Linked DNA regions of Homo sapiens: all the other regions are linked to region 2. The links are chromatin contacts, found by Hi-C or POLR2A ChIA-PET in ENCODE. All regions are on one chromosome and are shown on one strand. Each heading gives the region's core, a stretch centred on a gene start or an enhancer-like site at or near the end of the contact. The rest is flanking DNA. Distances are from core to core; before and after follow the strand shown. Region 1 holds the start of DIS3L2 (DIS3 like 3'-5' exoribonuclease 2). Region 2 holds the start of NCL (nucleolin). Region 3 has its middle 21 kb from the start of SPATA3-AS1. Region 4 holds the start of C2orf72 (chromosome 2 open reading frame 72).

The links. A loop is a pair of places that touch in the nucleus more often than their neighbours do. ChIA-PET counts read pairs that join two places held with the same protein, here RNA polymerase II (POLR2A). Pooled maps may share reads with other maps.
Region 1: a loop to region 2 is called in a pooled map, with 8 times the contacts of the local background. The contact joins the promoter of DIS3L2 here to the promoter of NCL in region 2. A Hi-C loop is called at or near these places in 7 of 50 pooled maps. POLR2A ChIA-PET finds 5 or more read pairs at or near these places in 2 of 52 experiments (CD4-positive, alpha-beta T cell and Panc1).
Region 3: a loop to region 2 is called in a pooled map, with 4 times the contacts of the local background. The contact joins the enhancer-like site here to the promoter of NCL in region 2. A Hi-C loop is called at or near these places in 5 of 50 pooled maps. POLR2A ChIA-PET finds 5 or more read pairs at or near these places in 2 of 52 experiments (CD4-positive, alpha-beta memory T cell and WTC11).
Region 4: a pooled map shows a loop between it and region 2 (3-fold over the local background). The contact joins the promoter of C2orf72 here to the promoter of NCL in region 2. A Hi-C loop is called at or near these places in 1 of 50 pooled maps. POLR2A ChIA-PET finds 5 or more read pairs at or near these places in 4 of 52 experiments (HEK293T, PC-3, activated B cell and 1 more).

The regions. Positions count from the first base shown.
Region 1 is chr2:231,960,197-231,967,020 of GRCh38, reverse strand. It overlaps DIS3L2 (DIS3 like 3'-5' exoribonuclease 2), which reads right to left and starts at 5,308. Exons shown (of 21, transcript NM_152383.5): 1 at 5,256-5,308. RefSeq lists a silencer at 5,051-5,210 and an enhancer at 5,341-5,430.
Region 2 is chr2:231,462,288-231,469,623 of GRCh38, reverse strand. NCL (nucleolin) reads left to right here and starts at 5,140. Exons shown (of 14, transcript NM_005381.3): 1 at 5,140-5,288; 2 at 6,308-6,424. The coding sequence starts at 5,271. RefSeq lists enhancers at 4,586-4,685, 5,196-5,385, 4,731-5,400, 5,446-5,495, 5,401-6,072 and silencers at 4,816-5,165, 5,512-5,881.
Region 3 is chr2:230,971,202-230,978,308 of GRCh38, reverse strand. No RefSeq gene overlaps it. Among named protein-coding and RNA genes, the nearest start is that of SPATA3-AS1, 21 kb to the left of the region's middle. RefSeq lists enhancers at 1,191-1,240, 2,345-2,464, 3,879-4,018, 4,139-4,188. Within about 2 kb of position 4,033, at least 4 of the 41 ENCODE cell types and tissues checked have a DNase peak (open chromatin) inside an H3K27ac peak, as active enhancers do.
Region 4 is chr2:231,032,251-231,039,437 of GRCh38, reverse strand. C2orf72 (chromosome 2 open reading frame 72) reads right to left here and starts at 1,915. Exons shown (of 3, transcript NM_001144994.2): 1 at 1,239-1,915. The coding sequence starts at 1,872.

The sequences.
Region 1 (6,824 bases), core at 4,059-6,558, 500 kb before region 2:
AAAAGTAGGTGGACTAACAGTTGACTAAACTTCATCAAGTCTTGCCTCAACATAACTGGTCACGTAATAACTACTCTAAGGCATCAAGTTCTTGCTATGGTTCCAAATAAAATACCTTCTATACGAAAAACCCTTCAAATCCTTCTACTTCATGTTACATGACAAAAAGGAGCATCTTCTGCCATTCTACCACCACTCTCAGTTTAATAAAGACAACAAGATTTCTGGGATGGGCACAGTGATTCATGCCTGTAACTCCAATATTTGAGAGGCTGAGGCAGGAGGATCACTTGAGGCCAAGAGTTTCAGACAAGCCTGAGCAACATAGCAAGACCCTGTCTCCACAAAAAAAAAAAAAAAAAAAAAAAAAAAAAAAAAATGTTTTTTAACTAGCTGGGCATGGTGGCTCATGCCTGTAGACCCAGCTACTCAAGAGGCTCAGGTGGGAAGATCACTCGAGCCTGGGAGTTCAAGGTTACAGTGAGCTATGATCACACTACTGCACTCCAGCCTGGGCAGCAGAGTGAGATTCTGTCTCAAAAAGGCCAGGCACAGTGGCTCAGTGGCTCACGTCTGTAATCCCAGCACTTTGGGAGGGCAAGGCGGGTGGATTGCTTGAGGTCAGGAGTTTGAGACCAGCCTGGCCAACATGGTGAAACCCCGTCTCTACTTAAAATACAAAAAATTAGCCAGGCGTGGTGGCGTGAGCTTGTAGTCCCAGCTACTCACGAGGCTGAGGCTGGAGAATCACTTCAGCCCACAAGGCGGAGGTTGCAGTAAGCTGAGATCGTGCCACTGCACTCCAGCCTGGGCAACAGAGTAAGTCTCTGTCTCAAAAAAAAAAAAAAAGAAGAAGAAGAAGAATTCTGGTCAAGTCTCCACTCCCTGACATCAGCAAAAATGGTATCGATGGCCAGACCTCAGAGGGATCTATCCACTCATTCCAGGCCCAGTTTTACTTTTACTCATGCTCAATAGCATTTCATGAAACTCCTTCTGTAAAACAAAAACTTTTTGAAGGATAAAATAAAAGGACAGGCTGGGCATGGTGGCTTACATCTATAATCCCAGAACTTCGGGAGGTTGAAGCAGGAGGATCGCCTGAGCCCAGAAGGTCGAGGCCACAGTAAGCCGTGATCTCACCACTGCACTCCAGCCAGGGCAACATGGACGTGGCATCAGAGGGTCTGCTTTGATTAGAGCACTGTTCTCTTCCTGTGCATCTTGTAGACATCAGTTAAAATGTCATTTCAGTGATTTCTCTAAAACACTTGTCACAGCCATAGTTTTGCATTTGTGTGATTATTTGAGTATCATCTGCTGAGGACAGAGATCATATGTGCATTCACTCTCCCCCATCTCCAAGGCCAAGCATAGTGCCTGGTACCAAGTAAGCACTCAAATATTATATTTGATGATTAAGTGAATAAATGAACACTAAGTCTATAAGAAAGCAACAAAACATCTTTTAAGAGGACTTAAAAGTTTGATCATCTTCACAAATGTATCTTTGGTGGATGCCCAAAGCAACTGAGTCCCCTTATTAAACATTAAACTCAAAAAAAAAAAAAAAGTCAATTCAGATGTCTACATAAATTGCTCTGGCCTTCAATGTCTCAAGGCAAATGCTGAGCATCAAAGGCTGATAGGCTAAACACACACACTCTCCTTATGTAAAGCATACCTACTGGTTGCTAAGTAACAGTTGTTTTTGGTAATTCCTGATACTACCGCTGCTACATAGGAAGCACTTCAGAAATACCAGTCAAATAAAAAAGAGCAACATTTCACAAGACTCTTGAGCATGAATGAAACAGTAACTACTTAAACTGTGGTGTTTCATATAAACCTAACACCAAATGCAGAAGCAAAGAAACTCTAAGTGGCAAAGCCCTCAGCTAGTAACTTCACTATTTTAGATGTCAAACAGGAAAAATGTCATATAGATTTGTACTAAGACTATTTGAAAGAAATAGGTCACAAATCAAGTGACCTGAAAGCATTAAATAAGAACTTCGAAATGCCACATGGAACTATTTCCCAAACTCTTAAGAATATAAGGAAAGGAATTAGGACTTCCTGTCCTCTCCAATACAAATACAAATTATATCTGTACTTTAGAGACAAATCAAGTCCCATTTAATCCAGAAATGATTTCTCCACCCTCTGACCTACTACAGCACTTAATATCCGTACCACATATTTTGCATTTAAACAAATGTCCATTTCATTGCTTTCCTAATAATTTCATGTGTGCACTTTTCTTTTATATCCTTTAAAGTGTATAATGCTGTAGATGCTTAATAAAGTTATTAAATTGGAATGAAATTATAGTTTTAAATGAATTTTGATATAGAAACTCCCACATTTTATTCCCAAATAATGTCATTTCCAAAAACGGTTCACACGCCTCAGTTTTAGCTCCATCATCATCAGATTAAAAATAAAGTCGTTATCCAACCATGTTCAAATAAGGCTTACAGTTTTCTTAGTACAGCTCATTCAAACTCAAATCAGGGGAGGTTTTCCAGTGCCATAGTGTCTTCTGAAGTGTAAGTCCATGCTATTAACAACACCTGCTCCTACTTTCTTCAATGTAGCAAATTTCACTTGAAATATTTCTCAAACCTCAAACCTAGTCAGTCCCGGGAAGATTTCCTTCTGCAGAAAACTTGTAAGCACAAAAATCTAAGCTACAGAATATACTAACCACACCTCACTCACAACTGGGAAGCAAATTCCCCAGAAAAGGATCAGTTCAAGATGTACAATTAAATGAGTCTCACACCTATAGAACAATGGAACAGAACAGAAAACTCAGAAATAAAGCCACACACCTACAACCATATGATCTTCAACAAACTGACAAAAAACAAATGGAGAAGGGACTCCCTATTCAATAAATGGTGCTGGGATAACTAACTAGCCACATGCAGAAGATATAAAACTGTATATATTTCATGATATACATAATGGGTTAAAGATTTAAATGCAAAGACCTCAGTCAGGCACAGTAGCTCATGCCTGTAATTCCAGCACTTTGGGCAACTGAGGCAGGCAGATCTTTTGAGCCTAGGAGTCAGAGACCAGCCTGACAACATGGTAAAAACCACATCTCCATAAAAAATACAAAAATTAGCCGAACGTGGTAGTGCGCACCTGTAGTCTCAGCTACTCGGGAGGCTGAGGTGGGAGGATCACTTGAGCCTGGGAAATCGAGGCTGCAGTGAGCTGCAGTCACGCTACTGCACTCCAGCCTGGGTGACAGTGAGACCCTGTCTCAAAATAAAATAAAAGACCTCAAGCTATAAAAATCCTAGAAGAAAACCCAGGAAATACACTTCTTGACACTGACCTTGGCAAATTTTTGGCTAAGTCCCCATAAGCAACTGCAGCAAAAACAAAAATTGACAAGTTGGAACTAATTAAACTAGAGCTTCTGCACAGCAAAAGAAATTATCAACAGATTAAACAGACAACCTACAAAATGGGCGAGAATATTCACAAACTATGCATCTGACAAAGGTCCAATATCCAGAATCCCTATGGAACTTAAATCAACAAGCAAAAAACAAATAAGCCCATTTTTAAAAATGGCCAAAGGACATGAACACTTCTCAGAAGAAATACAAAAAGAAAAAACCACGACATACAAGCAGCCAACAAATATATGGAAAACATGATCATGACTAATTATCAGAGAAATGCCAATCAAAACCACAATGAAATACCATCTCACACCAGTCAGAATGGCTATTATCAAAAAGTCAAAAAACAACAGATCCTCATTAGGCTCCCTTGGAAAGGGAACATTTAAACTACTGTTGGTGGGAATGTAAATTAGTTCAGCCACTGTGGAAAGCAGTTTGGAGATTTCTCAAAGAACTTAAAGAGCCACCATTTCACCCAGCAATCCCACTGTTGGGTATATAACCAAAGGAAAACAGACCATTATACCAAAAAGACATATGCAGTTGTATGTTCACGGCTGAGCTATTCACAATAGCAAACACACGGAATCAACCTAGGTGACCATCAATGGTGGACTGGAAAAAAAAAATGTGGATGTACAGGATGGAATACTATGCAGCCACAAAAAAGGAAGATATCATGTCCTTTACAGCAGCACAGATGGAGCTGGAGGCCATAATCCTAAACGAATTAGCACAAGAACAGAAAACTAAACACCACACGTTCTCACTTATAAGTGGGAGCTAAACATTGAGCACACTTACAAGTGGGAGTAGAAACATTGAGCGCACATGGACATAAACATGGGAACAGTCGGCCGGGTGCGGTGGCTCACGCCTGTAATCCTAGCACTTTGGGAGGCCAAGGCGGGCGGATCACGAGGTCAAGAGATCGAGACCATCCTGACTAACATGGTGAAACCCCGTCTCTACTAAAAATACAAAAAAATTAGCCGGGCGGGGTGGCGGGCGCCTGTAGTCCCAGCTACTCGGGAGGCTGAGGCAGAAGAATGGCATGAACCCAGGAGGCGGAGCTTGCAGTGAGCCGAATCGCGCCACTGCACTCCAGCCTGGGCGACAGAATGAGACTCCGTCTCAAAAAAAAAAAAAAAAGGTAACGGTAGACACTGTAGACTACTGGAAGGAGGGGAGAGATGGGGGATGTGGGTTGAAAAACTACCTACTGGGTTCTATGCTCAATACCTGGGTGCAATATACCCATGTGACTAACCTGCATGCGTATCCCCCATATCTAAAAGTTTATTAAAAAAAAAAACTCTCTATGATCAATAAAGGAGATAAAGTGTATCACTGTGGAAAGCGCAAACGTCAAGGACATGTTATAATTAAGCGGCTGCCCTTCAAGATTCCCGAGGCTCCCCATCCCTGCCAGTCCTGAACATCTCGATCAAGACCCTAGAGAACGCGTCCACAGGTGACCCGAGCCTCGGGAGGCGTCCTCTCTACAGCAACAGGCTCTAATTCTGGTCTCGCTCCCCTCACGCCATCCTAGGCTACAAGGGCCCCGGCGCTATAAGCGCGGCCTGGGAGGCCGGGTCGGTCAGGAGCGGAGAGTGGGGAGCTGGGGACATTGAGGGAGATGCGGGACAGGGAAGACGCGTGGGCCGGGGAGCAACGCCAGAGGCGGAAGACGCTCGTCCCGGGCCGCCACCACAGGTGCCGGGCGAAGCGCCGCGGAGCCCCCCAGAGGCCAGACCCCGGGTCGGTCCCGAGGGGGTCGTGCAGCACTAGGCGGTGCAGGGGGCAGGCGAGTGAGGGCCTCACCGTTTCTCCCCGGAGGCCGGCGCCGCCGCAGTCCCGCAGTTGCTAAGGAGAATGCTCTTCCGGGTCACGGGCGCGGCGTTCTAGAGAGCGACGGTGGCCGGGCGAGGCCGAGAGCGAAGCGCGCGGGGTGTGTGCGCGGTGCAGGAGCTCGTAGTCGGCGGTTCAGCTGCGACAAGGGCGAAATGGCCAGGCCAGGGGCCGCCGCGCCTTCTCCGGCCTCGCTCGCGGGGACAACTGGCTGCAACGGTTGGCTCCCAGTGGGCGGCCTCTGAGACGCCTTGTGCCAGGCGCCGGCTGGCTCCGGGCCCCTCTTCCACCGGAAGGAGCCTTCCAGACCCGGCTCCTGAACCTCCAGGCTCTGCTCCACTGGGCCAGGTCTTGCACGGCAGACGCCGCCGGCCCCTTTCCTGTTACAAGGCTTTGCTCATTCTTTCATTTACTCACTGCTCATTTATTGGACAACTGCTTGGGGCGAGGTGCAGTGCTGGCACTGGGGATACAGAGATGGACAACCCCCGCATGGTCCCTGCCCTCAGGATGTGAGGCTGATGGCAGAGCAAGCAGATGACGTCCTGCACGTGGGGATGATCGAAGGAAAGGAGACTAGGGGAGCCTGCCCAAGGGGCCCACCCAGACACGGGTGGGGAGCAGCTGATGTTGGAGACGTCGACCTAGTATAAAGGGTTGGGAAGAGGGTTTCAGGTGAGAGAGGAAGCGCAGCCGAGAAAGCCCCCGACAGTTCAGCCCGCCCAGGGAAGCGTGTTGAGAGGAAACAATCGTTAAGTACGGGACCTAGGAAACACCAATATTGTAGATGTGAGCAAAGGAAAAGGAAATCCAAAGAGCAGCCAGAACGTTCGGGAGAGCACAAGAGGAAAGAATGCCAGTGAGGGGATGGCCGCCATTCTCAAGCTATGGAGATCAAGTGTCCATTGGTGACCATAGAAAAATCAAACTTCCCTTTGGGAGGCCGAGGCGGGCGGATCACCTGAGGTCGGGAGTTCGAGACCAGCCTGATCAACATGGAGAAACCCCGTCCCTATTAAAAATAATAAATTAGCCAGACGTGGTGGCACATGCCTGTAATCCCAGCTACTCAGGAGGCTGAGGCTGGTGAATCGCTTTAACCCCGGAGGCGGAGGTTGCAGTGAGCCGAGATCGCACCATTGCACTCCAGAAAAAAAAAAAGAGAGAGGGAAGGAAAGACGGGAGGGCAGGGCAGGGTAGGGATCAAACTTCGGGAATACAATGTGGACAGATGCTTGAACCACCGTATGCTCCATATTGAAAAAGGAAAAGAGATGCATTAAATTGTGCCTATATTTCTCTTTTTTTTTTTTTTTTTTTTTTTGAGACGGACTATCGCTCTGTCGCCCAGGCTGGAGTGCAATGGTGCGATCTCGGCTCACTGCAACCTCCGCCTCCTGGGTTCAAGCAGTTCTCCTGCCTCAGTCCCGAGTAGCTGGGACTACAGGCGCGTGCCACCACTCTCGGCTAATTTTTGTATTTTTAGTAGAGACGGGGTTTCACCGTGTTAGCCAGGATGGTCTCACTCTTCCGCCCATCTTG
Region 2 (7,336 bases), core at 3,891-6,390:
TGTCAGGGAGGCAGAGGGGAAGCTCCAAGGAGGATGTGGTCAAGAGACAGAAGCTGCAGAAGGGTCAAGAGACATGAGAGAGAAGGTCTGCAAGGGGTCCTTCTGGCTAGCAACAAAGAGCGTGTTGTAGGGCACCTACAGGGGCAGGGTTGTAGGGCACCTACAGGGGCAGGGTTGTAGGGCACCTGCAGGGGCTGGGAGCCTGGGGGACCTGGTGGAGCTGGGAGCAACTGTTGTCAACTCTTCCCAAGAGCTTGTTCCTGAAAAAGGCAATGGAAGGGAAGGAGGTATTGAAATGGCAGGTGGCAGGCCAGGCGTGGTGGCTCACGCCTGTAATCCCAGCACTTTGGGAGGCTGAGGCAGGCGAATCAGGAGATCAGGAGATGGAGACCATCCTGGCTAACACAGTGAAACCCTGTCTCTACTAAAAATACAAAAAATTAGCCAGGCGTGGTGGTGGGTGCCTGGAGTCCCAGCTACTCGGGAGGGAGGCTGAGGCAGGGGAATCGCTTGAACACAGGAGGCGGAGCTTGCAGTGAGCCGAGATTACGCCACTGCACTCCAGCCTGGGCAACAGAGCAAGACTCTGTCTCAAAAACAAACAAATAAAAAATACAAAAAGTAGCTGGGCGTGGTAGCAAACGCCTGTAGTCTTAGCTACTTAAGGGACTGAGGTGGGAGGATCACCTGAGCCTGGGATGTCGAGGCTGCAGTGAGCTGTGTTAACACCACTGGACTCCAGCCTGGCCAACAGAGTGAGTCCAAAAACACACACCCACACCCCCACACACCCACACACCAAAAAACACAAAAAAGTGGCGAGTGACAGCTGAGGAGATCACTGTAGTGGGAACCCCAGGAGGGGGTGAGGAGGGGCTCGCTGGCACAGGGGAAGGGGTGCTATAGAGAAAGACTCTGGTTTCCTTGGGGCTTTGGAGTGGCAGAGAGAGCTCAGGATGTCTGCAAATGTATAGAAATCAGAGGGTGGGAATCCCTCTGGGAGGTTTGTCCTTCCCTATGAAGGAGAAGATAGAGTAACTCTGTTGACAGGGAGGGCAGAGAAGGAGAGGTGAGGGGCCTGAGGGAAGAGGCTTGGCATAGAGGCTGGGGAGAGGGAAATGAGAGCGTTCAGGAGCTCCTGGAAGATGATCTGGGCTAGCAGCTGGGGCTGCTACCAGGGCAGCTGCTGGGAGGGCAGGGCATTTGGAGGCCCCAAATCTGCATCATCACAGATTTCTCTCCAGCAGGGCCCAACCTCCTGGATGGAGAGGCCTGGGAGGTGCAGCAGGGAAGTTGGGGATGACGTTGATCTGGGGCCCACAACACCCTCCTCCAGCAGGCTCAGGGGCCTGCAGTTGTTGGCAACGGGCTGACTCTACCTCTGGGTGAACAGGTGAAGCTTCTCGGGCTGCCTCGGGAAGACAAAGGCTGGGTTCTCTGGCTCCGGCTCCTGGGACCCTGAGACACAGATGCCTCCTCTGGGAAAGGCTCGCTAACACACTAAGCAAGGCCTGGCAAGGGAGGAAGAGCTTAGGGTCCCCCTTTGACATCTGGGGGAAAGTGTTGGGGAAGATCTGGGCAGTATCCAAAGGCCTCAGTGAACCCAAAGACAGAAGGAAGACAGAAGGAGGCTGGACTGGTAAAGGGAACTTCATAGCAGACACCCCAGGCCTTCACACTCAGCAGACCTGGAGCTCTGGAAGCTGAGGCTGTGAACTCCCTCCCGGCCAGCTGGGGTGCCCAGCCCTGCCCTGCTCGGCCTACATGGCAGGGACTCACCCTGCAGGCTTTGTGGGCTGGGTGCTGGCTGGGTCTGGCCAGCCCTACCTGCAACTCAGGGGGAGGAGCAGGGGAGACACAGGATGTCCCCAACCTCCTGACCTTCTGAAGCTTCCCTGGCATCAGCCCGGGCCCTCATCATAGCCTTCAGTGGAAGAGCCTGGAAGGGGGGCAGCTGCTTCCTGCTCAGTCCCCTCGGCTTCTCAGCAATTCTATCCCTCATGTCACCACGTCCCTGCGCTAAGCTCCCTCTTTTTTAAATACTCAATGTGATTTTTCTTGGCTAGTTGGAGCCTAACTGAGACACTTATTTCCTAGAAGCCCAGTCCTGGGAAGTGGAGTTAATCCTTGGAAGCCTGCAGACCCCCTCCAGTGGGCTGTCAGATCCTAGCATGAGTATGAGGCCCACTATGGCCTACTGGGTCTCAGGGGTCAGAAGTGCCCATGGGTGTCCCAAGTGGGTGCCTCACTACACAGGTTTCATGGGGGGCAGCCAGACCACAGCAGCAGACAGAGTTGGGCCGGGTCCATGCAGGCCCAAAGAAGCAGCCAGTGGCCACTCAAGGCAGTGGTATCCCTGCAGCTTCTTGGCTGGTGTCTGAGACTAGTCACACTCCCCACAATAATTAGAGCCATGCTCACACCTCTCACCACCATCTAGTTCTTCCTCTGCTAAAACGTGGAGCACTGTCTCCCAGCCTTGGAGCTCAGGGGCAGCAGATAATCTGAGCCAGCTGGAGCAGGTGGGGTCGCTCTTGGCTGGAACGGCCATGGAAAACCCCAACCAAAGACAGCACTTGGGAGAACATCTATGAAAATGTGAAAGTCCATACCCTTGACCCAGCTGTTCTACAGATATGATTTGTGTAAAATAACGTAAGTGAGAATATTTGCTATAGCAGTTTGTAATGGCCAAACATAGCAAAAAACCCTAACTATCCAGCAATGGTGACTAGATAAATTGTGATCCTTCCACACAAGGAATGCCATGTAGCTATTAAAAAGAATGAGGCAGCTCTACATGTGCTGATGTAGGATGAGTTACAAGATACATATAGTTAACACAAAAGAAGAGCTCAGAACAGTGTATATGATAGCGTTTGTATTAAATATAACAAATATACTTGTCTATTTGCACGTACGGCTGAATCTGGAAGGATATACAAGAGACTGCCACTGCCTTGAGACTGGGAGGCCTAGGGGACAGGAACGGGAGGGAGACCTTTTATTGTGCATCTGTTTGAATCTTTTGAATTTTGCACTATGTGTATACTTTACAATTCAATAAATACTCATGTTTTCAAAAGAAAACAAAAAAGCATTTAGAAACAAACAGGCCAGACGTGGTGGCTCACCTTTGGGAGGCTGAGGAGGGAGGATTGATATAGCTGGGGATGTCAAGGCTGCAGTGAGCCATGATCCTGCCACTGCACTCCAGCCTGGGTGACAGAGTGAGATTCTGTCTCAAAAAAAAGAAACTGGGATGACACAGCAGTGTCTTCACTTATATCCTACGCCTCCACTGCTAGCTATGCGACCCTGGACAAGTTAATTTACCTCTATGTCCCAGTTTCTGTAAAACAGTGGTAACTTTTTGGAAAGGTTATTTTGAAGAGTAAGTTAATTAATATGTAAAGAGCTGGAAGAGCGCCTGGCACTGAATCAGCATTATGAAGTGTTAGATATTGCTATTTTGCTGCCCCAGACCAACTCCAAAGCAACGCCACTTGAGCCATGCCGGCTCTCCCTGCTGCTGCTTCTACCTAAATACTTCATTCATTTAACAAATAATTTTATTTTCTTTCTTTTTTTTTTTTTTGAGATGGGGTTTCGCTCTTGTTCCTCAGGCTGGAGTTCAATGACGCGATCTCGGCTCACTGCAACCTCCGCCTCCTGGGCTCAAGCGATCCTCTCACCTCAGCCTCCCGAGTAGCTGGGACTCCAGGCGAGCGCCACCATGCCCGCTAATTATTTTTTGTGTGGAGACAGGGTCGCATTATATTACCCAGGCCGGTCTCAAGTTCCTGGACTCAAGCGATCCTCCTGCATCAGCCTCCCAAAGTACTGGGATTACAGGCATGAGCCATCGCACCCGGCCTTAACAAATGCTTTTCTTTCTGAGACGGAGTCTCGCTCTGTCGCCCAGGCTGGAGTGCAGTGGGCGATCTCGGCTCACTGCAACCTCCGCCTCCCCGGTTCATGCGCCTCGGCCTCCCAAAATGCTGGGATTGCGGATCTGAGCCACCGCGCCCGGCCTGAGGTGATTTTTAACAAGTACAGCCGTAGCTGCAGATATCCTGGTTCTGTAGGAACAATGAGGTATGGATGGATCCATAGCTGGACCTATGGATGGGATGGATCCCCGGCAGGCCCTGGACGGAGGGAAATGCTCTGGTTTGCTAAGCCCGGCATCGAGTGAGACCCACCCACAAAGCTAACCGTGGAAGTCACTGGCGGCCTCCTTCGCCCTGCCGCCGGGGAACCCTGCCGGTGGCTCTCGACCTGCTCCCGGGCCATCTGGTGACACTGACTTCGCAGCCACCACCTTAATTGGCGCATTCGACCCAAATAATAACCAGGGAACCTGTGGGCGGTCAAAGGCCCGGCTCTGCGGTCGGCCCTCCCAGGCCCCTCTCCCTGCCCTGTGAGGCCAGAAAGTTACTTCTCCGAGGCCGTTCCCCATGTCGAGAAATATCTCCCGCTTGAGGTTCTGTGGGGTAGGGGAGGTTCGTGCATTTCTCACAGAAAACCTCGCACAGACCCGCGACTGCCTTTATTAACAGCTCTCAGGAGACTGCCTGCAGCCGGGGGGTGCCTCCGGCCCCATGCTCGCGGGCAAGCAGGGATAAGCTGTGCCTCCAAAAGGGCCAACGGGAACTCCGCGGTCCCTGAACTTCCGGTGCTGGCGGACTCCTCGCTCCAGGGCCACCAGGAGCCGCGGCGTGAGTGCGTGCCGGGACCGAGCGCGGGGTCTCTGAGGAACTCCAAGGCTGCCCAAGCCTACGGACCCAGCCACATTGGCGAACCGGAGACCGCCCGATTCCACCACCCCCGCGCTCCCCTCACAGCCGGCGCCAAAAACGCCAGTCCCACGACGCAGGCCGGGACCCGCGCGCCCACGGCCCAATCAGCGCGGACCTTGCACAAAGCGAGCCCCGCCCCCACGGCGCCGTTGCCAGCCCCTCCCCCTCCCGTGGCCGCCTCGGCCCGCCTACTCCCCGCCCCGCGCCGTTCACGGTTAGAGGCTCGCGATTGGCTCATGGGGACGGCCGCGAGCTTTGGTTGGTCGGCGCGGAGTCACGAGGGCGCCGTCGTCGCCTTTCCACAGGCGATTACTGGGCAGGCTCAGTCTTTCGCCTCAGTCTCGAGCTCTCGCTGGCCTTCGGGTGTACGTGCTCCGGGATCTTCAGCACCCGCGGCCGCCATCGCCGTCGCTTGGCTTCTTCTGGACTCATCTGCGCCACTTGTCCGCTTCACACTCCGCCGCCATCATGGTGAAGCTCGCGAAGGTAAACGGCCTTGAGCGCGAGCGCAGACGTGTAGGCCTGCTTTCCGAGGGGCGAGCGCGGCGCCGCGGGGAGGAGGGCCTGCGCGCAGTCCCGGGCGCGTTCTAGGGCGCCATGCTGCGGGAAGTCTCGCGCGATTAGTGGGGAGGTCTCGCGGCTTCTGGCTACTTGGTGGCGAGGTGAAGAGCTTCTGCAGGTGCTGGGGGCGGCGAACGCGGCGGGAAAGACAGAGTCACTGAGCGCGGGGAGGGGGCGCTGGGCCTCGGGGTGGAGAGATGAGACCAAACTTTTGCGACGCGTACGAGCTGGGACTCGACTCCTGACGCACGTGCCCGGGAGCGCGGCCTGCCACGTGGGCCGCGCCGCGTGGGTCCTGGAATCTCCAGAGGGACCGGGTGCCTTGGGCCGGGAAATGGCGGTATCGGCCCTAGTCGGAGTCCCGGCTGCGCTCGGATGTCTCCGCCCCGGCCTGGCAAGCCGACACGTGGTGGGCCCCGGAAGGTGGCTCTGCCGCGTGCCTTTTGCGCTGTGTTTCGGGCACGTGGTGGCCTACCAGGTACCCCCACGTGGCCGCGCCGCCTCTTTAAGGGGCGGGGTTGTCTCGCTGGGAAAGGCATAAGCTTCATGAGAAAATCAAGGTAGTCATTTTTTTAAGTGCCTTAATGATCTTCACCGTTAATTTGGATTCAGATGAGGGTGGTAGAATAAAGTACCGGGATTTGTAGTATTAAAACACGGTTGTGCTTAACTAAGGTAACGGGAGGAGAAATCATTTCCTCAGGTTGACTTTTTACCTTAGGGCAGGTTTTCTGTTGGTAAAGCCTGGGAGGAAAAATGTGGGCGGTTGAGAGTAGTCCCTCTTGCATTGCCATCAGGAGTAGTTTCTATGTTAGTTGTGGTGTTTGGCACTATGAGAAATGGATCTGAGGACGGAGATGATGGCGTATGAACACTAATGGCAAAATATGAATGGCCTGAAATGTCGAGGTGGAGGTGTAATGATCTATTTGTGTCCATTTTAGGCAGGTAAAAATCAAGGTGACCCCAAGAAAATGGCTCCTCCTCCAAAGGAGGTAGAAGAAGATAGTGAAGATGAGGAAATGTCAGAAGATGAAGAAGATGATAGCAGTGGAGAAGAGGTAATTTTATCCAACTTAATGCAGAATTATGTTAAAACTACAAAATGGAGAGTTAAGACATGAAATTGGATATCTGTGGCAAAAATAAGATTTTATTCAGGTATGTCTTATTGTAGTGGTTGAGTGTTTCACAAGCTCTTCATTGACATGTCAAGATGTCATTTGGCTAAGTATTTGAATGTGAGTGTAAGACGAGATCTGGGAATTTCTTTTACATGTTCCTCTGCAGGGCTTGGAGTGTGATTTGTTGTGTTAAATCATTACATTTTTCCAGTTTCAACATGTTAGCCTCACCCCCACATGTAGAGCTGGGCATTGTATTCAGAGCTGAGGATAACCTTACCAGATTCCTTTCCTAGCCTCCAATTAAAATTAATTGGTCTCCATTCCATTATATATAAACTTTGTAATACTACTCACTGTGTTTTATAGTTATCTCTGGTGTAGACTGAGGGCTGCCACCTCTCTTTGTGTTACCATTGACCCTCTTTAGCACTCCTGGCCTTTTATTTGCTCACTATAAAGACAGCTGAGCACTGAATTGTGCTCAGGTTTCTCGTTGAGAACTGAATGAAAGTTTTACTCTTCCACACATTGCCTGATAAAACTACGGGATTTTAATGTAGCTAAATGATGACTTTTATCAAACTACCATGCACACTCTTTGATGTGTGATAGTTTTGTAAGGAATATTTATATTTAGCCTATTCATTTTTTGTCTCAGGTCCTAAGAATTGAGCTTCACTGGGCTTGGTACCGCCACCCACTGTAGGAGCCCCAAATGATTTAATAAGTTAATGCTTGGAGCCTCCTATGTGTAAGGTTCTGAATAATTTACACATAGCAATTCATGATCCTTAAACATGTAAGGATGATACTATTACCATTTTCAGATGAGAAAGTTGGGGCTTG
Region 3 (7,107 bases), core at 2,784-5,283, 490 kb after region 2:
ACAATCAGAGTGTTTGCTCTGTGTGGTTGTGGTATCAGTTTGAGGCGTTATCAGTTTGATTTCCTTCTTTTGCATTCTATTGTAGGGTATTCTTTATCCCACCTTTTTAACATTTAATTTTATTTTTAAAATACGTGAAACATTTATGTAGTTAAAAAGTAAAAATGGGTTGAGAATAGTGGCTCACACCTGTAATCCCAGCACTTTGGGAGGCCGAGGTGGGAGAATTGCTTGAGCCCAGGAGTTTGAGACCAGCCTGGGCAACGTAGGAAGACCTCATTTCTACAAAAATAAATAAATAAATAAATAAATGAATAAATAAATAAATAAATAGCTGGGTACGGTGGCGTGTGCCACTGGGAGGCTGAAGCAGGAGGATTGCTTGAGCCCAGGAGGCTGAGGCTCCAGTGAGCCACTGCACTCCAACCTTGGTGAGAGAGCGAGACCCCGTCTCTGAAAAAATAAAAAAATAAAAAGTGACAATGATATGAGATATACAAGAGAAGCCTCACTGCCGTTCCTATCCCTTCTACCCCATTCCTTCCCACCTCCACGGTGAATGCCTTCCATTAGTGTCTGTTTAATACTGTATTTCTTTTCACAAAAATAACACATACACGTATTCATTTTCTCTTCTTTCCATATGAAAGATGGTATAATATATATCCTCCTTTGCATCTTACCCCGAACCTCATTATCCGTTCACACAGACCTCTCATGCTCACATTCATTCCTTCCCATTTCAGAACATTCTGCTGTCACATGGAACCTGTTCAGGGTTGGTTTTTGTCTAATCTATATTAATGCTAGTTATTTCAGAAGACCATGCAATACCCGTGAAAACTTCCCCTTCGCTCTCAGAAAGTTTGCACAAAAATCAACTCACAAAAGGCAGGTTAATTAGATAAAACACTATGAATTTATTTTAACGTGTCAAGCATGGGGAACTGTAGCAGAGTGATTATTCGATAACCCAGCGGGGTACATATGCTTATATACCCTTCTTCTTAGGGGAAAGGGAGATGGGGCAGTGTGGATGATTTTAGTTTAAGTGATTTTTAGAGAAATTCAATGGGCTTGAAGAACATACAATGGCCTGGGACAAAGTCTGTTGTGCCTGCAGAGTATACAACGGTTTGTGACAAAAGTCTGCCTAGCTGTGTTGATAGATGTCAGTCTTTCTTCCTGGATATGAGTTCAGTTCATGAAAATTTAGGAAGGGACCAGGAGTAATTGTTTTCTTCTTTAGTGAGTCTGGGCTTTAGGCAGATAAGGGAACTTCAGAGAACAACCTCATTCTGTGCTTTGAGAGAGACAGACTGAGACAGAGGCGGGGGTTGGGGGAGGTCAGAGAAATCTTGTGGCTTCTTCTTCAGTTCAGCATGTCACAGAGCCATATTTGGGGGTATTGGTTTCTGAGCCCCAGTCTCCATGATACCGGCTCCTTTTGAACTGGCATGACCTCTGGATTCTGAGAGTGTGAGAAGGCAATAGGGCGAAGGTCCAAATAAGGGTGAAGGACACAATGCAGGCTGTCCCCTCCTGTCTGGCCTCTAGTGTTCTTGTGTCTCTTGGGACGTGCGTGGCTTGAGAGATGGGTTTGCGGAGAGGGGCTTTGCCACTGGAGGATTATGAAGTGTTGCCAGGAGAGAAGTGGTTTCTGTGCCAAACACTTGCCTCACTCAAAGTGTAAACTTTTCAAAAATTAAGGCACAATTTATATAGCATAAAATTTGCCACTTTAACCATTTATTTTTCTTTCTTTCTTTCTTTCTTTCTTTTTTTTTTGAGACAGAGTCTTGCTCTGTCAGGCTGGAGTGCAGTGGCGCAATCTCGGCTCACTGTAACCTTGGCCTCCCGAGTTCAAGCGATTCTCCTGCCTCAACCTCCCGAGTAGCTTGGATTACAGGCATGCATCACCATGCCCAGGTAATTTTTGTATTGTTGGTAGAAGTGGGGTTTCGCCGTTTTGGCCAGGCTGGTCTTGAACTCCTGACCTCAGACGACCCACCTGCCTCGGCCTCCCAGAGTGCTGGGATTTCAGGCAGAGCCACCGCACCCGGCCCACTTTAACCATTTTAAAGTGTACATCCAGTGGCTTCAGTACGTTCACCGTCTCATTCAACCATAACATTTTTATCACCCCCAAAGGAAACCTCATACACATTAAAAAACCACGCCCCATTTCCCCCTCCCCCAGGCCCTGGCAACCACCAACCTACTTTCCGTCTCGAATGGATTTGCCTATCCTGGATATTTCATACATATGAAATCATACAATATGTGTCCTTTTGTGTCTGGCTTCTTTCACTTAGGTTCATCCAAGCTGCAGCATGCGTTGGTAGTGCCTTCTTTTTATGATGAAATATTCCGTTTTATGAATGTACTACAGTCTAGTTTATCCATTTACAGCTTATGGACAGCTGGGCTGTTTTTACATTTTGGTCACTGTTTTAACCTGTGTTTCTATTCTTCTGGGTACATACTAGAAATGGGACTTCTGGGTCATATGGAAACTCCATGTTTAAATTTTTTTTTTTTTTTGAGATAAAGTCTCACTCTGTCACCCAGGCTGGAGTGCAGTGGCATGACCTCAGCTCGCTGCAACCTCTGCCTCCCGGGTTCAAGCGATTCTTCTGCCTCAGCCTCCCGAGTAGCTGGGACTACAGGCATGTGCCACTACGCCAGGCTAATTTTTGTATTTTTAGTAGAGTCGGGGTTTCATAATGTTGGCCAGGCTGGTCTCGAACTCCTGACCTCGTGGTCTGCCCGCCTTGGCCTCCCAAAGTGCTGGGATTACAGGCGTGAGCCACTGCACCTGGCCCCATGTTTAAATTTTTGATGAACCAACAAATTGATTTCCACATCAGCTGCACCGTTTTACATTTTTCACAAGCAAAGTAGGAGGGTTCCGGTTTTCCCACATCCTTGCCAATGGTTATTTTCCATTTAAAAAATTATAGTCATCCTCGTGGGTGTGAGGCGGTCAACTGTTAATACCCTTTTTGACACAAGCTTCGGGTGTCAAAAGATATGCTCTAATGCTGCCCTTTGGCTTCACGAGGCTACTTAAAGCTTCCAATTTCCTGTAAATCATATTAGACTTTGTTATTGTTACATTAACTTGGTGATCCAAGGGACTCATGGCTGTAGGGGGGCAATCCTGTTATATTCTAAGTGCTGTGGTTTGAATGTGTCCCCCAAAGTTCATGTGTTGGAAACTTAATTGCCAGTGCAACAATGTTGAGAAGTGGCACGTTTAAGTGGTGATTAGGTCATGGGAACACAGCTCTCATGAGTGGATTCAGGCCATTATTGGGGTACTGGATTAGCTGTCACAGGAGTGACTTAGATATAAAATCAGGGAATTCTGCCCCTCTTTCCTTCCTCTCGCGTGTGTTCTCTCTCACGACGTGATGCCTTCCGCCATGGGATGGCCCTCACTAGATACCAGCACCACGCTCTTGGACTTCCCAGCTCCAGAACCATGAGCCAAATAAACGTCTGTGCCTTGTAAATTACCCAGTCTGTGGTATTTTGGTATAGCGGCAGGAGATGAACTAAGACACTATGCATGATGTTACCCTGAACATTTGCATGAAAACAGCTCTTTACATCACATAGCCACACTCAGAATGTGTTATGGGAATACAGAAAAACAGAGGTGGGGAGACGACATTAACTGTGGTGAGGGGGTGAAATAATCCTTGGGACCAGTGACCTTTAGGGGTCTTTTAAAGTGACTTGTGTGCTCAAAATAACTGGCCCGGGCCTGCGGAATCCGGGCATCCTGACAAAACCACATGAATGAGGAGAACGGCACTTTTCATGACCGGCCCCACCAGGGGAATTTTTCAGGCACGCATCTTACTCTGATGCTCAGGTCAGCTGGCTACCACTAGTGAGCCCAGGCCCAGAGGCTGGGGCACCCCAGTGAGTCAGAGCCCAGATCAGGGAGGGTGAGAATTACCACTTCCTGTCTATGAAAAACACTTAGATAAATGTCGGTTCCCACCATGGCTAAGAATCAAATAATATTCTTTCTTCGAGCCTCAACCTCAAGTGCCTGACAAACTCTTGAAAAACCCAAGGCACTGCCCAAAGTAGTTTACACGGGGAGGTCCAAGGTGGTTTCCCTATGGCTGGTTGATGATGTTAATTACGGTATTTTTCAGGATTGGCAGTCAAGCAGATGTTATTAACATTAACTAATTAATCCAGGTCTTATCGCATGTCACCTGACGCCAAGTAAAAGCACCAGAGAAGTTTGGAAGTGGAGAAATGCCACAGGGTGGATCAGGAAAGACAGGACAGAGGAGGGGCCATTTGTGTAAGACCTACCTGAAAGGATAGGTGGAAGGGGACAGTGGGAGGGAAGGGGAGGATTGAGGCAGGGAGGTAAAGGTGCCACCCCCACACAAGCATGGAGCAATGCCAAGTGTCCCAACATAGAATGGACTTCTGGATACATCCACTTTATCCCAAAATTATTATGACAATGTGATCAAAAGAGAATATTGTGGCCAAAATGTTAAAGTTTGACATTCCAGAACAGGAATAATTATATCTTGGCACCGTTCATGGTGACATTTCTTCCATAGCTACTGTACTGAATATTTACCAGGCGAAGAAGACACTTTCAACTGAAGTAAGTGGAGAAGTGACTATTTTGGGGAACCCCCAGGCTACCTAGGGCAGTCTCTTTAACCCCTAGGATCGAGGTGTAGTTATTAAAAGCATCCACTTTCATTGCCCAAAGTGTCCCAGTTTAGACAATAAACTATATGGTCACTCTATTTATCATGGATTTTAAATTATTTTTAAAAATTGTGGTAAAATAGACATAACCTAGAATTCACCATTGTAACCACTGTAAGTGTTGAGTTCAGTGGAATTAAGTTATGTTCACCTAGTACAACCACCACCAACTCCCCATCCCCCACTTCCCCCAGCTCCTGGCAACCAACCATAATCCTAATTTCTATGTCTATGCATTTGACTACCCTAGGTACCTCTTTAAGTGGAATCATACGGTATTTTTCTTTTTGTGATTGACTTATTTGACTTAGTATAATGTCTCCAAGTTTCATCCATATGAGAGCATGGGTCAGAATCTCCTTCCTTTGTAATGTTGAGTAATACTCCACTGCGTGTGTATTCGTCTGTTCTTGCATTGCTATAAAGAAATACCTGATACTGGGCCAGTCACGATGGTGCATGCCTGTAATTCCAGCACTTTGGGAGGCCAAGGTGAGAGGATCACTTAAGTCCAGGAGCTCAAGACCAGCCTGTGCAACATGGTGAAACCCCATCTCTACAAAAAATACAAAAATTAGCTGGGCATAAGCCGGGCGCAGTGGCTCATGCCTGTAGTCCTAGCACTTTGGGAGGCCAAGGCAGGTGGGTCACGAGGTCAGAGGATTGAGACCATCCTGGCTAACATGGTGAAACCCCGTCTCTACTAAAAATACAAAAAATTAGCTGGGCGTGGTGGTGGGCGCCTGTAGTCCCAGTTACTCGGAAGGCTGAGGCAGCAGAATGGCGTGAACCCGGGATGCGGAGATTGCAGCAAGCCCAGATTGCGCCACTGCACTCCAGCCTGGGCGACAGAGCTCACTCCGTCTCAAAAAGAGAAAAAAAAATTAGCTGGGCATAGCGGCCCATACCTGTAGTCCCAACTACTCAGGTGGCTGAGGTGGGTGGATCGATTGAGCCTGAGAGGTCGAGGCTGCAGTGAGCTGTGTCATGCCACTGTTCTGCAGCCTGGACAAGAGAGCAAGACCCTGTCTCAAAAAAAGGAAAAAAGAATAAAAAAAGACATACCTGAGACTGGGTAATTTATAAAGAAAAGAGGTTTCATTGGCTCTCGATTCCACAGGCTGTACAGGAAACATGATGCTGGCCTTCTGCTTGGCTTCCAGGAGGCCTCAGGAAACTTACAATCATTGCAGAAGACAAAGTGGAAGCCAGCACTTACCACGTGGCCGGAGTAGGAGCAAGAGAGAGAGGGGGGAGGTGCGGCACACTTTTTAAACAACCAGATCTTGTGAGAACTCACTCATTACACAGTACCAAGGAGGGATAGTGCTGAACCATTTATGAGAACTATGCCTTCATGATCCAATCACCTCCCACCAGGTCCCGCCTCCAACACTGGGGGTTATAACTAGACAGGAGATTTGAGTGGGACACAGATCCAAAACTATATCAGCAATTTATCAATGGATAAACACAATGTGTTATCCATTCATCCATTGATGGAAGAAGCACTTGGGCTGCCCCTACCTTTTGGCTATTGTGAATAATGCTGCTATGAACATGGGTGTACAGAAAGCTGTGTGTGGCTTTGCTTTCAGTCCTTTTCAGTGTACACCCAGAAGTGGAATTCCTGGATCATATGGTAATTCTTTTTTTATTTTATTTTATTTATTATTATTATTTTTGAGATGGAGTCTCACTCTGTTGCCCAGGCTGGAGTGTAGTGGTGCGATCTTGGCTCACTGCAACCTCCGTTTCCCAGGTTCAAGCGATTCTCCTGCCTCAGCCTTCCGAGTAGCTGGGATTATAGGTGCCTGCCACTGCGCCCAGCTAATTTTTGTATTTTTAGTTAATTAATTAACTAAATAATTAATAAAAAATAATTATTTTATTTTTAGGGTTTCACCGTCTTGGCCAGGCAGGTCTTGAACTCCTGACCTCATGATCTATGCACCTCGGCCTCTCAAAGTGCTGGGATTACAGGTGTGAGCCACCGCGCCTGGCCTCTATTTTGAATTTTTTGAGAAAATGCCATTCTGTTTCCAGTAGTGGCAGCACCACTTTACATTCCTATCAGTACAAGGATTCCAATTCTTCAATATCCTCTCTTTCTTTCTTATAATAGCCATTCTAGTGGGTATGAAGTGGCATCTCGTGGTTTTGATCTGAATTTCTCTAATTAGTGATGTGCTGAAGTGCATGGCACCATCATAGCTCACTGCAGCCTCAAAATCTTGGCCTCAAGTGATCCTCCTGCCTAGTCTCCTGAGTAGCTGGAAGTATAGCTATGTGCCACTACACCGAGCTAATTTTTTTAATTTTCAAATTGTTTATAGAGATGGGGTTTCA
Region 4 (7,187 bases), core at 666-3,165, 430 kb after region 2:
GGGCTGGAGGGCTTGAAGGGCTGCCCAGCTGGGCAGGGAGAGAAAGCTGGGAGCTGGAGAGTGCAAAGATCTCCCGGGTTTGCCAGATGCAGCTACTCTTTTTTTTTTTTTTTTTTAATACTTTAAGTTTTAGGGTACATGTGCACAACGTGCGGGTTTGTTACATATGTATACATATGCCATGTTAGTGTGCTGCACCCATTAACTCGTCATTTAGCATTAGGTATATCTCCTAATGCTATCCCTCCTCCCTCCCCCTACGCCACAACAGTCCCTGGTGTGTGATGTTCCCCTTCCTGTGTCCATGTGTTCTCATTATTCAATTCCCACCTACGAGTGAGAACATGCTGTGTTTGGTTTTTTGTCCTTGCGATAGCCAGATGCAGCTACTCTTAATGTGCATATTTTCATCCTAGAACATTGGAGAGTTCCTGTAAAGCCTTGTGTTCCAGGAGGAAGGAGATCCTGACCCTTCTGCTGATGGCAGCAGTCACGGGGGCTGGGAAAAGACCCTTAAATCCCTTCCACCTTTCAGGAGAATGTGGAGGGAAAAGGTGGCCTCAGCAGACCTGGGGGAGGCTGAGGGACACAGCAGTTGGGTGCACAGCCTTGGTGGGTGGCCAGAAATCAATAGAAAATGTACTCTTAGTCCCTCTCACCTCCCCACACGTCAAGTCCCGAGCACCCATTCCTTGCCCTCTTCCTAAAACCAGGCAGGGCTTCCAGGACGAGCCTCCACCGCGCTGGAGATGCCCCTCCGCCCCTCCTAGAGCTCCCGACGCATCTCTGGCTGCGCAGCGCCCTAGAATTTAGCTTCTGGCACCGCCAATCTCCTTAGCACCCATCCACCCCCTTGAAACTTTCCCATCCCAAGGCTTTCCCATTTCCTTCCCCACTCCTCTTCTCTCCCCACCCCCACCCACCCCGTAACTCCTAGATCTCGGCCTTGCCCGATTCATCCCTTCTCTCTACCCACTCCCTCTGCCTTCTACTCGGCCCCTCAGCTTTCCCACGCCCCCTAGGCATCTCCCGTGCACTCCGGACCCTTCCGGGACAGACTCGATCCGCTACGCACGGCCCGCTCTCCGCTAGCTGCGAGGCCTGGCTCTAGGCACCTCCCTGCTCTGAGCCTCAGTTTACCTCGGTGCTCAATAAGGGAATGGCCAAAGGGGTCCAACTTGGGGGACGTGCCCGAGCCACCGCCCGCCCGCGCCCAGCCGGGCCCCGCGCAGTCTCACCTGGTTGCCCGGCTCCGGCGGCTTGCAGGGCCCTGCAGGCGGCCGCCTGGACGGCCAGGCAGGAGGCCGGGAGGCCGGGGCAGTAGGCGGCCGCCTGCACGGGCCCCCCCGCCTGGCGGCCGAACACGGCGCGCAACAGCGCCTCCAGCAGCCGCAGCCCCGGCGCCACCGCGTCCTCTGGCCCGGCCTCGGCCACCAGCACCCCGACCAGCGCCGCCCCGGCCCGCCGCCGGCCGCGCACGTCCCGCAGCATCTCCCGCAGGCGGCGCCGCGGCTCCCGGGCGGCCAGCGACGACGCGCGGCACAGCACGAAGACCAGCGGCGAGCGGATGGCGCGCGCCGCCGCCGCCGCCGCCCCCGCCGCCCCAGCCGCCCTCGCCGCCCTCTGCGCCCCGCGCGCCGCCCCGGGCCCCGCGCCCTCTGCCGCCGCGCCGCCCGGCTTGGCCGCGCCTGGCTCCGGCGGGAACACCGCCCGTGCGAAGTCCCGCAGCAGCGCGCGGCTCTGTTCGCGCTCCCACAGCTCGCCCACCAGCAGCACCTGCCCGCGGCCCCCCGCCGCTTCCACCAACGCCTGGAAGGGCGGCTCGGCAGGGCGCGCAAGCCGGGCCGCCAGCGCCTCCAGCTCGCGCTCCATGCTGGCCGCCGCCCGCCCTCTGCGGCCGCCGCGGCCCGGGCGCACCCGCTGCCCGCCTCTCGGGGCGGTGGCGCCCCGGCACAGAGGACACGCCCCCGAGGGCCGAGCCCAGCCGGACCCCCGGGCCCCCGGGCGGGGCCTCTGTGTGCACGCGCCCCTGGGCGCAGCCCGCATCGCGGGCCCGGGTGGGAGGAAGAGGGCTTTCTCCTCAGCCCTCCAAGGGTGGCTCCTCCCGAAGTCCCTGCGCAGACGCGGGGAAACAGAGAGTCATTCATTCATTCATTTGTTCGTCCATCCCACACATACTTACTGCGCACCTACTATGTGCAGGCGCTGGGCAGCCGAGGTTGGGAAGACAGACAATTATCCCCTCACTAGATAAGATCGTTTGGAGACCTGGAGCAGAGTCCTGCACAGTTTGGGGTCTTGCCGAGGTGGGGTGGGAGGTAGGGGGGTAGGGGGCGGAGGGCGCAGAAGTGGGTAGGAAGGTGAGATAAAAGAGAACACGCAGGGGTTATTTCTGCCACCCAGCTTTCCTTTTGGGCTTCAACATTTAGCAAAAACTGACCGAGGGTCCATTATTTCCACAAATACTTATTGTACCACCCCAGGCGCTGGGGTTGAAACCCAGACTGTTTCCGTAAAGCAGAAAGTCTAGGGGGCCAGATGCAGGACACGGATGGTGCTCTGATCTGCGTGGGGAGCAAGGGGCCAGCCAGGTCAGAAGCAGGAATGCATTTCCCTTCCTTCTAAGGATCTAGGTCAGCCTTGTCCAATAGAACATTCTGTGATGATGGAAAACTTTTTTATTGTCTGCACCATATGTGACTATTATTGAGTACCTGAAATCTGGCGAGTGCAACTGAAGAACTGAGTATTACATTTCACGTAATTTGTAATGAAATGTAAAATTAAAGCAGAAAGTGACAAGATGATAATGTACTTAAAGGGCTGGCACCTTTCTCTGAATAGTACCCTAAAGACGCCGCAGAAGCAAGAGGGGAGTTGGTAAGGACTCTGAGAAACCAATGTAAAACCAGGGAAGGCCTGTCGCCTCCTCCCCTCAGTGCCATAGAAGGGGGATAGGCTGAGTGAACGCTATACACTTGTGCTCTTTTCTTTGCTTGCATTGGCCTGAGTAGACCATTTCTCAACCCCATCTCCCCAGCACTGCTGGGAGGCAGAAAACAGCTGTGCTAGCCAGGGATGGCATATCAGGCTGGGGCTAGCAGCACAGAAAAACCAGACCCGGCAGCCTCTTCTTCCCACTTCATGGGTCAGGAATTCCAACCACGAGACCTGCCTCATGAAAGAGGATTGGCCAGGGGAGAGTGCCCAGAAGCTCCCTGAGTGGGGTGTCTGGTGTGTGTGAGGGTGGCACATGGGGAGTGGCTACATTCACATTTGATGCCAGAGGCAAGTCCCATCACACCCCCATTCCTTAAGCTCCCAGGTGGGATATATAGGAAGAGCCTAGGTTTTAGTCTCTTCCAGGTGTACCTATCGCCAACCAAAGTAGCTGATATCTAGGGAAACATGAATTCACTGGGAAAAATAATTAGACTTCTGGGGCCGGGCGCTGTGGCTTGTGTCTGTAATCCCAGCACTTTGGGAGGCCAAGGCAGGTGGATCACCTGAGGTCGGGGATTGGAGGCCAGCCTGACCAACATGGAGAAACCCAGTCTCTACTAAAAATACAAAATTAGCCAGGCATGGTGGTGCATGCCTGTAGTCCCAGCTACTTGGGAGGCTAAGGCAGGAGAATGGCTTGAACCCAGGAGGTGGAGGTTTTGGTGAGCTGAGATCGTGCCATTGCACTCCAGCCTGGGCATCAAGAGCGAAACTCTGTCTCAAAAAATAAATAAATGAATAAAATAAAATAAAAAATAAAAAACAGTTAGGCTTCTGGAAAGTATAAAACAAAGCAGGTTTAATGGATATATGAATTAAGATTCATTTCTTAATAACACAGACAACACTAATAACAATGAAAATTTCTTTTTCTCTTTTGTAGACGTTTGGGGATGGACAGTTTATGGCTGAAATAGTATAATAGTTCTGCTTTACTAGGTGTTTGAAGACTCAGATTTCATACCAAGTCACTATTGCCCTCTGACATCTTCATAATCCAAATTGGCTGCTAAAGCTTGGGCCATCACACCTGTATTCCCAGAAGCTGGGTAGTAGAAGGACTGAGGAAGGAACAAAAATCTGGTTGACTTCAGATTTCTTAGCAACAACATTGGGTTTAAGAAAAAATGGAAAAATTGTTTTAAAGTATCAAAGAAAAATAACTTTGACCCTAGATTTGGATTTCTAGCTAAATTATCAGGTATATAAAGAATCAGAAGGCGTATCACATATAGCCCCTCTTTGAAAACACTATTGGAGGAAGTGCCCTATCAAAAAGGGAACTAAATCTGGCTGGGCATGGTGGCTCACTCCTGTTACCCCAGCACTTTGTAGACTGAGGCTGGCAGATCATCTGAAGTCAGGAGTTCAAGACCAGCCTGGCCAAAATGGTGAAACCCCGTCTCCAATAAAAATACAAAAATTAGCTGGGCATGGTGGTGTGTGCCTGTAATCCCAGCTACTTGGGAGGCTGAGGCAGGAGACTCGCTTGAACCCAGGAGACGGAGGTTGCGGTGAGCCAAGATTATACCAGTGTACTCCAGCCTGGGTGACAGAGTGAGACTATCTTAAAAAAAAAAAAAAAAAAAGAGGAACTAAGAGTGCTCAATAATAGCAAGTAAGAGGGATTAAATCACTTGTCTAAATAACAGTGCAAGGCCATGCCAGCAAAGCACAGCCTAAGTGGGTATAATAAACTGGGAGGGTGGGTGGCAGAGCCAGGGTGAAACCTACAAGTTGACCAGAAAGGGAATTAACCCCATCCAGGTCACCTCTGAGGAAGAGAGAAAGACAAGTTCTAGAGAAGCACTGTCAGGTATACTGGGATTTTTAGCACATTCTTACAAGGCTTGTCTAAAACCAACATGCTCTGCCTCCTGAACTATATATTCTCAGCCTCTAAATCTCCACAACTAATTACAAATTTCCATAGGCGGGATGCGGGATGGATCAGAGGGGGGTGGAATGTTAAACGAAGGTTGGAGTCCAGGGCCAGTAAAGTTTATCTTTATCTGTGTTATTTACACAGCAAAGGTTCTGGTATTAAATTAACAGGAAACTGCAAAGATCTTTTTTTTTTTTTTAAAAAAAGGCAAGATGCCAAGAATATTTCTTCCTCCTCTCCCACCGCACCTTAGAAAAACATCATAAAATTAATGGACTTCTTCTTTCTCTGGTGTTCAATGAAGATATAAAGTAAACTGGGATTTTTGAAATACTTTACCTCTTCATGTTCATTTAAACAGAATTTGGTGGGAATCAAGTGATAAGAGACTGGTGTGGTGGCTCACACCTGTAATCCCGGTACTTTGGGAAACTGAGGTGGAAGGATTTCTTGAGCCCAGGAGTTTTAGACCAGCCTGGGCATCATAGCGAGACCCCATCCCTAAATAAACAAACAAACAAAAATCAAACAGCTAGTTGGGTATGGCAGTGTGTATCTAGTCACAGTTACTCCTTGGGAGGTTGGGGTGGGTGGATGGCTTGAGCCCGAGAGGTCGAGGCTGCAGTGAGCCGTGATTGTGCCACTGCACTCCAGCCTGGGTGAGAGATCAAGGACTTGTCTCAAAAAAAAAAAAAAAAAAAAAAAAGTGACCAGAAAGTGTTGGTTTGGAAAACAAGGAGTAATCTCCCTCTAGTTGCTTGCCAGCTCCTTTTCCCTCTTTACTCACACTCTGTCACCCTATTCTCCTCTCCTTCTTTCTTCCTTTCCCCGCTTCCCCTCTCCCCACCTCCCCCTTTCTCTCTTCTTTCCTTTCCTTCCTCTCTTCTCTCCCTGTACTTTTCCGCTTTTTCCCTAAGATGTTTGATTTGGGGGCTAAAAGGAAGGCTGGACCTGGGGAGACTTTCTGGCTTCCTGGGGAGCTGGGTGGAGGGAGGAAGATCTTTAACATGAGGAAGACCTCAGAGGGAAAGGAAATTGGAGGAGCCCCCAGGACCCACGGAGGAAAGAGGCTGAGGTGGGAAGAGGGGCTGGAAACTTGAAACTGGGTCTAACAAGTGCTGGGTGCCCCTGAGGTGGAGCAGGCCTGCTCGCTGGTGTGCTGGGACTTCGTTTCCTCCTCTGCCAGGCCCAGGCTGGTTCCCATGAGGGCACCAGGAATGCAGATCTCTGTGCCAGCTGGTGTTCTTATGGGGGTCAAATATCTCAATTTCGCCTGAACTTTAGGGGTCTGGTGAAGGTTTGTTAACCCACTTATGCAGGAGGTTGCAATTTTTTGAATTGCAGACATGTGTGAAAAATCAGACCTTGGCAATGACCTTGAGCAGCAGGAAATAAATAACTCCCACATGCTTAGCGTTCCAATAATGGAACACTAGGAATAAATGGGATTGAAGAAGCCTGCAGGAAATGCTGACGGGCAGAGACCAGGCTTCAGTGCCTATCATGCTCCTGCTGAGCCCTGGACTAGTCAGTGGTGCCAGGAGGAGGGGCAGGCAGGCCCCCAGGACACACCTGTACTGGCTGAGGGCATCACAGTGGGGGCAGTCCTCCGTCAGCCAACACCTGGCACATAACTGTGGGGAGAGTGTCTACACCTGTCACCTTGGTGGCCACAGCTGCAAGGTGACTTCGTGGGGATCTGTGAGCATCTGAGGCCCCAGTAGGGGTGAGGAGGAGAACAGCAGCTCATTTGTGCAGCAAGGACATATGGTGACTTCGAAGCCACTCAATTTGGGCCTCCTTTCAAATCTACTGGGCCAGATCAAGTTAGAGCTTCAGTGTAAGTCTCCCAAGGTCCCCTCCTGGGAGAATGGCACCAGCCAAAATTGGCCAGGAAGAAACCATGGTCTCTAAGAGTTGAATGGGACCCTGGTTGGCCTTTCCCTCCCCCAGGACAGGGCTGCACCAACTGCACCCAAGCTGGCACCTCAACTGTCAGGCCCATTGAGGTTAAAGTGGAGCAAAGAGCAGTTATTACTGGAGGCAACCTTATTCCTCCCCCAAGTCTCAGAGCAGGTGCCCTTTTATAGACTATCAAATACAATGTGAGCTGTATCTGTGGGGTGGGCATGAGGGCCGGTGCCCACCACAGACGCCCTGCCCCTGTACCTGTATGTCTCATTCTGTTCACTTTCTGCAGCTCCTCGGTCCCCGGCTGATGAAAAAATAGGAAGTGTGCAAGTGTTGGGGCAATGGGCAGTGGGTGACTTCATGATCATCGTTCATGAGGTGCCTGATA